2 separate regions of the Homo sapiens genome follow, and region 2 is linked to region 1. The links are chromatin contacts, found by Hi-C in ENCODE. All regions are on one chromosome and are shown on one strand. The core of a region is the stretch at or near the end of the contact, and the rest is flanking DNA. Distances in the headings are between cores, read along the strand shown.

Region 1 (5,861 bases), core at 1,122-3,621:
ATTTATTTATTTATTATTATCATACTTTAAGTTTTAGGGTACATGTGTACAATGTGCAGGTTAGTTACATACGTATACATGTGCCATGCTGGTGCGCTGCACCCACTAACTCGTCATCTAGCATTAGGTATATCTCCCAATGCTATCCCTTCCCCCGAAATACTGTATTTTCATGTCCACACTCATTTCTTTTTATTCTTAAAAGAATCCTGGGGGCGGCACGGTGCGGTGGCTCATGCCTATAATCTCAGCACTTTCAGAGATCAAGTTGGAAGAAAGGATCACTTGAGCCCAGGAGTTCAAGACCAGCCTAGGCAATATAGTGAGACCCCATCTCTAACAGAAAAAAAACTTTTTTTATTTAGCCAGGCATGGTGATGTGCAGCTGTGGTTGATCCCAGTTACTCAGGAGGCTGAGGCGGGAGGACTGAGGAGGCTGAGGCGGGAGGATTGAGGAGTCTTGAGCCAGGAAGGTTGAGGCTGCAGTGAGACATGACTGTGCCTCTGCACTCCAGCCTGGGCGACAGAGTGAGGGGAGGGCAGGGAAAGAACACGGGGCGATAATAAGCCCAACATGCCCCTAGTTTACAGATGAGAAAAGTGAAGATGAGAAGGCTTGACCAGTTGATACAATAAGCAATGAAATCTGAGTGGTTTTTTTTCTTCTAACCCAGCAATCGAGGCTAGTGTGGAAGAGAATGAGAAAAATAATTCAACCAGAGCAGAGGACCTGTGAGGGACATTAAAAGATAGGTTAGGTCAGACTGGTCCCAAATGCCAAACTAAAGACTTTGAACTTCATCCTTTCAAGCAAGAGAAGGATTTCCAGCATTTCGAGAATAAGGGAGAAAGAAACTAAATGCCTACAGACTGGTTAGTTAGCTAGGGACAGGCACTGCAATAGCCCAGGTGAGAGATAATAAAGGTATGAATTTAAAAATACACATAACAAATTAGATTTTAACATTGGTTTTAAACTAAAATCCCCAAGAAAACCACTGAAAAACCTTGTCTCTTTTGTAAATCTGTTTCAGGAAGAAAAACCTCTAACCAACAAATTTCAGGAACATTTACTGAGAGCCCAAAGGGAGTAATAATTGACCAACAATCTAACATCATCAGAGATTTTAAACAGGCCTGATAAATTAAAACTAGAATTGTCAACAATATTGCAGGAATCTCAAGTTCACAAAGTTCAGGCTACCTAAACAAGGAATACTTATATGCAACTCATTGAACATTTTACTAAGTTTTCCAAAAATTTCTTGATTTTCCATTCAGAGGAGTTTCAGTTGGTCAACCAAAGGCCGACTTATTTCCACATGAAAGCCCTGATCCTGCTCACAGCACAGGATCTTGTAAAGGGCAAGGACCCAATAAACATTTGCAGAATAAATGAGGCCAGGCCTACGGTGCAGGAACTCCCTCCATCACAGGCGACTCGAATGCTAGTCTATTTCGAATAAAGATCTCAACATCCCGGAATCAAGTCTGGAAGAAAAACCCTCCGGTTAGCGTTCGCCAGCCTTCCCAGGTCGGGCCTCCTGCAAGGCCCTCAAGGCGCTGTTTTCCCAAAGTAACGCCACCGTGCCACTTCCCAAAGATGACAACCTCTCAGCTCCCTGCCATGTTACCCTCTCTCCAGCCAGATCCAGGAGTCGCGGACGCCTGGGGAAGTCTCCCAGCGGCCCGATCCGCGTCAGAGGAAGCGTTTTCGGGAGAGGGGGCTGCCGCCACGACAAGCGCCTTCCCGCGCCCTACTCACCGTGGCCGGGCGGCCGTGCTCGGGGCCGTCAGCGGCGTCCAGGCGCGGGGCCGGGGCGGCGGGCGCCGGGGCCGTGGCGGCGGGCGGCTGCCTGTGCTTCCCGGCGCGCTTGGCCTTGGCCTGGATGCAGCGCTGGTGCAGGGCGAAGGTGTGTTGGCGCTCCAGCTCCAGGCGCTCGGGCGACACGGCCTCGTAGCGGGCCTCGCAGGTGCTGTGGTGGCGCCGGCACAGCTCGATGCGCCGGCGAAGGCGCTCCATGACCGCGCTGTGCCGCGGCAGCGCGAACTCCGCCATGGGGCAGGTGGGCAGCACCATGGGCCGCGGGCTGCACGGGCCGGGCCCGGGGCCGGGCCTCTCGGGGCCGGCTGGCACTGCGGGCTTCGCTCCCCGCGGCTACCCCTCTCCGCCTCACGGCCGCGCCATGCCCCCGAGGGCAGCGGAGCGGGCTCGCGCGCGGCGGCGGGTTTTCCTCCTGCCCCGCTCGGCCCGACCCCCAGCCGGCGCTTGCTGCCTACCTCAAGCCTCGGCCTCTCCCCACCGCCCCGGCCCCATTGTTTTCCGCGCTACCGCCGCGGCCGCCATCTTAAAATTGTTTTCGGGCCTCTCGGAAGAAGGCGGGGCCTCGGTAAGAGACCTTGTGCATCACGACTGATGAGCAGGGGCCCTGGCCAATCAGAGAAGGAAGAACCGGCCGCCCGAGGGCGTGGGGACGAGCACGCAAGAGGCGCGCTCGGGCGCCAGAGCGGTATTTAAAAGGAATTCTCAAGCGAAGGGCGGAGGGAAGCCCCTGGGCGGGCCTTAATCCTGGGGGCGGAGCTAAGCGTGACTGACAGGAGCCCGTCCAAGAGGCGGCTATTGGTTTCCTGCACAGCACCCGCTGAAGGCAGGCCCTTCCGGCTACCCCGAGAAAAGGGGAATCTGGCAGGCGAGTGCGGCGCAGCTGGCCAGTCCCTGTCGCCCGCCTGGCAGTACAGAGACCTTTTTTTTAAATTATTTTTTAAATTTCGACTTTGATAAACTCTAAGTAGCCACGCTATTTTAATGTCAGCCGTTTTACTTTGACCTTATTCCTTGTATCCAGCCCCATAATTGGTCAGAATCGTCTAGTGAGCTGGTAGTTTCCTCTTGCAACATTCCGAATCACTGGTAGTTTCCACCTATTTGTAAAAGCCCGAGCAAGTTTCAAAAGTGCAGTATTACTCACTACTTAAAAAAAAAGTCCAGAAGATGTGAGCAAAAGCATGCAAGAGTGCAGCTCCATTAGAGGGAACTGGAAATGCAAAGGACGACGTTTCACCACAACCACCGCCTTCCAGGCTCAAGCGATTCTCCTGCCTCAGCCTCTCCAGTAGCTGGGATTACAGGCATGCGCCACCACGCGCGGCTAATTTTGTATTTTTAGTAGAGACGGGGTGTCTCCATGTCGGTCAGGCTGGTCTCCCACTCCTGACCTCAGGTGATCCGCCCACCTCGGCCTGCCAAAGTACCGCGATTACAGGCGTGAGCCGCCGCGCCGGACCAAAAACAGTCCTTTAGGTAAAACTGAGTTACTCAACAAAACCAAACCAAGACAAATTATGCCCCATTATTAAAACTAATAGGCAAAGGGGAGTAGAGGGACTGGAGCAATCAAACAGTGTTAGTACTAAAACTAGATAGTGTGATGCCAAAGGATATCAGGAACTCTAGATATGGGCACTCTAATTGCTAAAAGGTTAAGCAGGAGGTGGCAGGAGGCTGCACATTGAGATACACCATCAGTAGTTCAAACATTCGTTACTCTAGCTTTTTACTAGGGCTCATGAGGTTTTATTTTAAAATCAAGAGAAAACAACAATCAAATATGTCTTCATACAAACGCAGCAGAAAAATACAAATCCTAATGTTTTAAATGGAGAAAGTGGGCCACCAAGGCAAAAGTGCCATAATGCAGTCCTGCTTTTTTTTTTTTAGCATTCAAACAAATTTTACACCAGAACTAAACTATTTCTTAATAGAAAAAATAGTAACTAGGAGCACTACATTCTGTGTACATACTTTTCTTTAGTATGTAATCTAAAAATTTAATAGCACATAAAAAACTGGGCTAACTTTCAAAAATACCCCTAAAGTATTTAAGTATATGTAAAATAATGGAGTCTGATTCTGAACAAATAATTTTCTAATAAAAATTTCAAAGTTCAATGGTTCCCCTAAGTCTTAAAGAATATTATCTACAAATTATCAGTAGCATTCCCTCCTTTTCTGAGCTGCTGTCCACACTATTATACAACAGAAACTACTGCACCGCAATCACATGGGCAGGAAGAGGCAAGGGCTAGACAGAAAAGACTGCATCAAACTCACGTGGTGAGATAAAAGTCATTATTTCACTGTCCATAATAGTTTCTGCCTAGTAGTGAACTCTCACATAGTGGCCAATTATACGAAGATCAACCCACTAATTGAACATAGTCACACACACACACTGAAGGTTACTATGAAGAAATTCAGTCAAAAGCAGACACTTAACACAGGGCTTTAATGTAACACCATTTAGTAACATGACAAATTGAAAAGTGAGGAGTACTTTGTGGATAAGAAAATGGAGGAACACATCTGATGGAGAGTGGGCATTTGACAACAATGGAACAGGTAACCAGCATGTAAAATCAAAATATAAGTGTCTTTTTAAGAGCTGAAAGCTGCTGCTGGTCATTCATTAATGTGTCAGACATTTAATCAGGATGCTGGACCTTCAAAATAACTGAAAAAAGAACCAAGAAAAGGCGTTTTTGTTTTCAACAAACTTTACTAAATAACCCTGGAAAGGCAATGAACGATCTGACAATTTAAGCTCTAATGATTTAAAGCTCAGCTAGAAGAAAGTGAGGCATGACATATACTGTCAACGGAGGGTGAAGGAGGCAGATTTCTGGAAATGCAATGATCCCACACATTTGCTTCAAGGAGAAACCTGCAGACATATTTTCAGGTCTTGCTAAGTAACAACTGTTTATTTGTAATCAATACATTTGGGAAAGTCTGCTATGTAGCTAAGGTCACTGTGACCACAGAACAACAGATGAAAAGGAAAAAGCACTGAACAGCAAGAAAAATACATCCCATCCTCAAAAGAATTTAAGTGAACAAACTTTAAAAAGAAAAAAAAATAGATACAGCCTTCATCTTTTACAAATATATTTCCTTCCCAATATCTTCCCAATATAAACACTGTGGAGTGTTTATATATTCAGTGCAAGAAACAGTATCATCGGTACATTTGAAAGCCTCTAAAGAACAACTGAAGCTAAAATAATATCTAACTCTGAATACGTTTCAGTGTAGAGTAATAATAACATTATTACACTATAGTGGTGTGGGAGAGGCTCTGATAGCACCCATCTGCATCCCGCATGAAAAAACAAACCTAAGATCACTTTTTTAAAAATTCTACAAGCCACGTTAAAAAAAAATTTGAACAGGACTGCTTTATTGTGTAATTTATGACACAACTGTTACATGAATTGCAAATGAAGGCTTAAAATATATAGCAGCTACAAAAAAAATCAGATAACTCATGCTTCATGTCACTCCTCCCACAAATACTTCTAGTCTGTTCAACTGCAGTCAATTCTGTATTGGTTTGCCTGTGAATTAGACTTCTCAAGTCTTTACACAGAGTAAAAGAAATGGATAAAAATCAAAGTATTTTTCTGTACTTTGTATCAATGTATTCTATTCTGTACTTTGACCCTGGAAAGGTATGGGTCTGCTTAAAAGAAAGAAGAAACATACACGTAATCACAATAAAGCTTAACATTATGCAGGGCTTATAATCATTTTCAGCAACGGACTGCAAGCTGCACTGTGAAGAAAATGCATAGCAGAGGAGAAAGCTGGGGATCTGAGGAAATAGGTAAGGAAAACAGTGTCAACACACAGTGGAAGAAGTGATGAAGACATCTATTCCGGAGCTCACGTGCCATGCCCTGCTAGCATTCCTTAACAAGCCACCTGCTCCAGAAGGCCACAGCCTGACCCTCCCAAGTGGAATATAAATGCCCAAGTGCCACATGAAGCCACCTCCTCCACTACCTAAAAAGCTGTCTGGGAA
Region 2 (5,532 bases), core at 839-3,338, 240 kb before region 1:
GAAGAGAACAGCCACCCAGCTTTGTGGAAGCGAGGGATGTGCCATGGGAATTTGAGACTGAAGATCTCTGGGTGAGTTGCACAGAAGCTGGACTAGCGGGGAATTTGGAAAGACAGGAGGGAAGGGTGTTCAGTGCTCAGAGGTAGGGTCAGGAGTAAGAGAGGGATGGGGTGGATGGAGAGCCCAAAGGAACTTTTTTTTAAAGACCAAAAATATTTCAGATTTTCATTTAGCTGAGGAAGGGAGGTTTTCTAAATTTGTCACCAGAGAACCAGTTGGTCTTTTTTGTTTTTCTTCATAGTACCCCACAGCCTAGAGGAGAAATTTTTAATTGTTTAGTAAAACAGAGGGGTGGGCACTTCTTTTATATCAATAATCCTAGAAGGAAACAGTTACTCAAGAACCCAAACATATTTATAACTAATTTCAGGTTAAAGAAACAGGCAGAGAACACTGTACTCATGCAGCTTTAAAAATGAAATATGAGGATTATACCATTTGGTTCTTTCTGGATAGTAAGAGAAAAGAAAGACGGAACAATAAGAAAAGGGCAAAGCAAAATCTGGCCCCAGTAGGGAGCACCAGAGCCGCACCTCCATCCCCCCAGGTGGTGCTGCGGCTTTACCAGGTCCCCACCAACAGTTCAGCAAGCCCAGCCACCCCCCACCCTCATCTGGATACCTCTCACTCCTGCACCAGAGCCCTGATCAGAAGTCAAGGCACCTAGGCCTCCCCCGACCCCCAGCGGGATGCCTCCCATTCCTGCACCAGAGCCTTGATCAGAGGTCACAGCATCATATGTCTTCCATTACCTGTCAGTCAGCCAAGTCCCATCGTCCACCCTGTGTAGGCCTGACCTGCAGCACCTTCCCGGCCACCCCACCCTAGCGCTAACCCAGTGCATAGGTCCGTACTCCTCCTGAAAATGTATGCAAGGTACTAGGCATTTGCGTCCCCGTGACTTTTCAGAGGGAGGTTCTGTAACTTCTATCAGATCTAAGGGAGTTTGTATGCCCCAAAAGGGTTAAGCCTGTTGTGGTCTTTGTTGGTCAGTAGCCAGCATTAGTGCACTTGACCCCTGCTGGAAAGTCCAGCTGGCCCTGGGGACACCCTGGAGTAAGGAACCACTCCACACACAGAGGCTACGAGTAACAAGACATAACGCCTTAGGTGTACTGAATGTATCTGGGGCTTACCTATGGATTGGTGGGTTTCCAGCCCTTAAGTAAAAGCTTTAAGGTTTAAATAAATGCCTTCAGGGGTGATGGTTCTGGTTATTTCATTGTCTGTGAATTTAAGACTAGATTGATAAATTCATTCTTCAAGATCTTTACTCTTGTCCCCAAAGAAGTGAGTATAAGGCCATCAAACAGTGATAGGCAGACGTGTGTGTATATTGTTCAGGCCAAAGTTGTAAGCATGAATGTTTGTTCCAGATCCCAGTAGAAACTGAGTTCTCTAGACCTCTTTTTATAAATCAAAACTGCATTTTTAAACAGCTGTAAATAACATTAACTTAGAAATTGACAATCAAAGTTGTAAAGGTATATACCATGATTCAATTTGGCATCTTACTTAAAAATTTCTTTTATCTTGGCCGGGTGTGGTGGCTCACGCCTGTCATCCCAGCACTTTGGGAGGCCGAGGCGGGCGGATCACGAGGTCAGGAGATGGAAACCATCCTGGCTAACATGGTGAAACCCCGTCTCTACTAAAAATACAAAAAATTGGCTGGGCGTGGTGGCGGGCTGCTGTAGTCCCAGCTGCTTGTGAGGCTAAGGCAGGAGAATGGTGTGAACCCGGGAGGCGGAGCTTGCAGTGAGCAGAGATTGCACGACTGCACTTCAGCCTGGGCGACAGAGCAAGACTCCGTCTCAAAAACAAACAAACAAAAATTTCTTTTATCTTATCCCAAACTCAGATTAGTGTTTCTTCCAAAGCTGCCCTGAACGTCTGTCCTGGCACCCACCTTCTCCCTGTTTGGCCAGGACTCTAGAGCTTCAGAAGGCTGCTGGGCCGGGTGCTAGAGCTTGAGAAGTAATTTCTGCAGCTCTTCCGGAGGGCACAAGTTCCTTTTTTTAAGAATGCAAAACCCTGTATGACTGACTTATTTCCAGTCACAAGACTGTGACTTTCTACTTGCCTGAATAAGAGAGAAAATCTCCCATCCTCCCCCGTTAACATTTCAGCTGAAAATTGCTGAGTGTTACTTGAATCTAGGCACAGTTTACCCCTTAAAATAGTTTCAGCTTCCCTGTAGCTTTTATAAACATTCAACATAAGTTGCTTAGAAGTTTTTAAAAATGATGTTTTAAATGACATTCAATCAGGGTGCCAAAAAACTAATCACTATACAGAGAACTCTTCACTTAGCCATGATTTAGTATCTTTTTGAAACTCCATTTTTCTATGTTAGCTATTGTAGAAAGCATAACTGGTTTATAAGGTGTGATTATTTTCATTCTTAATAAATTTTCTAAGTTTCCATTAGTCCTTTTTGGAATTTGGTAAAATAAAAGGCCCAAACAACCAAATCCTACTTAGCAGTTCTTACACGGTGTTGTACATATGAGGTTGGGCTCAGGAGATTTTCTGCAAGTTATATTTTAATAAATTCCCAATATTTGTCTCTTGGGGCTTAAAATATGTCCTGAAAGGGGGAAAAGAAAACTTAACTAAAAATTCCCTTTCTTTCCATTTTGGCCTAATAAGTTTCTTGGTATGTAACTTGTGACATAATTCTCCATTATTTTATAGGCATGTTTTCCACAAATCCTGCGTGGATCCCTGGCTTAGTGAACATTGTACCTGTCCTATGTGCAAACTTAATATATTGAAGGCCCTGGGAATTGTGGTACGTTTCCTATTTTATTTGTTACCACTTTTGTATATTATTATATGTATGTGTAATACAATATAACATAATTGGCATAATAGGAGGCATGACTAAGACACAGAAGAAAACACTGGCTATATTTGCCATGTAACCATGTAAGCCCAACAGGACCTTTTTACCAGATTACTAAGAAGTCTAATCCATCTCAGAGAACTCCTGGAAGAGAAGGTAAATAACTCTACTAGGCCTTTTTTTTTCTTTTTTTAAATTTAAGAGACAAGGATTCACTCTGTGGCCCAAGCTGGAGTGTAGTGGTGCAATCATAGCTTACTGTAACCTCGAACTCCTGGGTTCAAGCAGTCCTCCCACCTCGCCTTCTGAGTAGCTGGGACTACAGGCATACACCGCCATGCCTGGCTAACTTTTTTGTTTTTTTGAGAGGGAGTTTTGCTCTTGTTGCCCAAGCTGGAGTACAATGGCACGATCTTGGCTCACTGCAACCTCCGCCTCCCAGGTTCAAGCGATTCTCCTGCCTCAGCCTTCTGAGTAGCTGGGATTGCAGGTGCCCGTCACCACCCCTGGCTAATTTTTTGTATTTTTAGTAGAGACAGGGTTTCACCATGTTGTCCAGGCTGGTCTCCAACTCCTGACCTCAGGTGATCCACCCGCCTCTGCCTCCCAAAGTGCTGGGGTTACAGGCGTGAGCCACCGTGCCTGGCCACTTTTTTATGTTTTGAAGAGACAAGATGTTCAGGCGGGTCTCAACTCCTGGCCTCAAGTGATCCTCCTGCCTCAGCCTCCCAAAGTGCTGGGATTATAGGCGTGAGTCACCACACCTGGCATGGTCCACTTTTAAAAGGGTGCTTCTGTTGGTCGATGAGTATGGGATGAAGAAAGAGAGAAGGACATGATTTTTCTTCATTCCAGTACCTACCTTTAGAAGGTAGGCTGTATGCTGTTGACTCTGTTCCAGTCATAAACTCCTCTGTGCTTGGCATAATATAAAACGATGTCATTGCTTATGTTCTTTAGCCTGAAGTTTGACTTTGATCTCTTGAGGGTTGGTAAGTTGCAAGCAGAGAAGGCAGGCAGTGACTGGAGCCCAAGGAGAACTGTTGACAACCACAGCCTGGCAGGGGCTGTCGCCAGGCGTGCCAGAGTCCAGCTGTGGCAGGTGCCAGGTCAACACTGACTTGAGTAACCAAGGACCTTCGTTAGCCCTTGCTTAAGAGAAGCATGTATAGCCAGGGTTATGCTTTTTATTGGAAAATAACATAGTTTCTGGTCTCAAAAAAGAATGAAAGAATGATCTCCTTATGGAACAAAAAGTTTAGTTTGATCCAACAGATGAACTCATTTTAGCTTGCAACCCAAAGGAGATCGAAGTCATCTTATTTTAAATATACTGTCAAACACAGTTTCAGTGTATACAGTTGGGCAGTAATGCCCCATTTGTCCTTTGTCTCCAGAGATCATGTCAGTAGTGATGGGATTTCTCAAAGTATCGGGCATTAGTGACACCATGGACTGGACAATCCCTTCTTGTGGGGGCTGTCCTGTGCATCGTAGACCGTTCAGCAGCATCTAAATGCTAGTAGCATGGCACCACAGCCACGACAGTCAGAAATGTCTCCAGACGTTGCCAGATGTCCCCCAGGGAGCAAACTCACCCCCATTTCAGACTGGTCTAACATAGAGCATCTGCCATGATGCCTAGCACAGTGTAGAAACTTTCTCTCTTTTTTTTTTTTTTTTTTTTTATGAGACAGAGTCTCCCTTTGTCACCCAGGCTGGAGTGCAGTGGTGTGATCTCAGCTCACTGCAACCTCCACCTCCCAGGTTCAAGCAGTTCTCATGCCTCAGCCTCCCTTGTAGCTGGGATTACAGGCACCTGCCACCACACCTGGCTAATTTTTGTGTTTTTAGTAGAGATGGGGTTTCCCCATGTTGGCCAGGCTGGTCTCAAACTCCTGACCTCAAGTGATCTGCCCTTCTCGGCCTCCCACAGTGCCGGGATTACAGGCGTGAGCCACCGTGCCTGGCCAACAGTGTAGAAACTTGAAAAACAGTAACTTACCCTCTGTTGTTACCGCTAGCCGCCGCCTTCTTTTTTTGTTTGTTTGTTTGTTTGTTTTGAGACAGTCTTGCTCTGTCGCCCAGGCTGGAGTGCAGTGGTGCGATCTCGGCTCACCGCAAGCTCCGCCTCCTGGGTTCATGCCATTCTCTTGCCTCAGCCTCCCGAGTAGCTGGGAGTACAGGCACCCGCCACCATGCCCGGCTAATGTTTTGTATTGTTAGTAGAGACGGGGTTTCACCGTGTTAGCCAGGATGGTCTCGATCTCCTGACCTCGTGATCTGCCCGCCTCGGCCTCCCAAAGTGCTGGGATTACAGGCGTGAGCCACCGCGCCCAGCCTGTTTGTTAAGTATATTAAGTGCTAATACTTTTCTCCTCTGTTTATAACAAAAATCCTCCTAAAATGTATTGCAGGTTATCATTGGATCCTTAAATGTAATGAACATAAAAAAACCTCTTTTAACTGGGTGTGAGCCTAAGCATCACTTAGTACACTGCCTTTTGCTGTTTTAAATAAGGCTTTGAGATGACCTGAAACAGTTCTTTTGCCCAGGAAGCCATTAGTTCCAGGTTTGGTTGGCTGAAACTTCTCTCTATAAACATACAAACTTCTCACAACCA

What was found. A loop is a pair of places that touch in the nucleus more often than their neighbours do. Pooled maps may share reads with other maps.
Region 2: a loop to region 1 is called in a map of B cell, with 16 times the contacts of the local background. The contact joins the enhancer-like site here to the promoter of MAML1 in region 1. A Hi-C loop is called at or near these places in 1 of 168 maps with a recorded cell type or tissue (B cell), 1 of 37 single-sample maps with no recorded cell type and 4 of 50 pooled maps.

What each region holds. Positions count from the first base shown.
Region 1 is chr5:179,729,332-179,735,192 of GRCh38, reverse strand. It overlaps MAML1 (mastermind like transcriptional coactivator 1), which reads right to left and starts at 2,371. Exons shown (of 5, transcript NM_014757.5): 1 at 1,766-2,371. The coding sequence starts at 2,080. CANX (calnexin) reads right to left here. Exons shown (of 15, transcript NM_001746.4): 15 at 3,552-5,861. RefSeq lists silencers at 1,779-1,838, 2,079-2,278 and enhancers at 1,467-1,967, 2,729-2,828.
Region 2 is chr5:179,967,732-179,973,263 of GRCh38, reverse strand. RNF130 (ring finger protein 130) reads left to right here. Exons shown (of 9, transcript NM_018434.6): 6 at 2,758-2,854. Among named protein-coding and RNA genes, the nearest start is that of MIR340, 45 kb to the left of the region's middle. Within about 2 kb of position 2,088, at least 11 of the 41 ENCODE cell types and tissues checked have a DNase peak (open chromatin) inside an H3K27ac peak, as active enhancers do; they include B cell, where a contact is called at or near this core.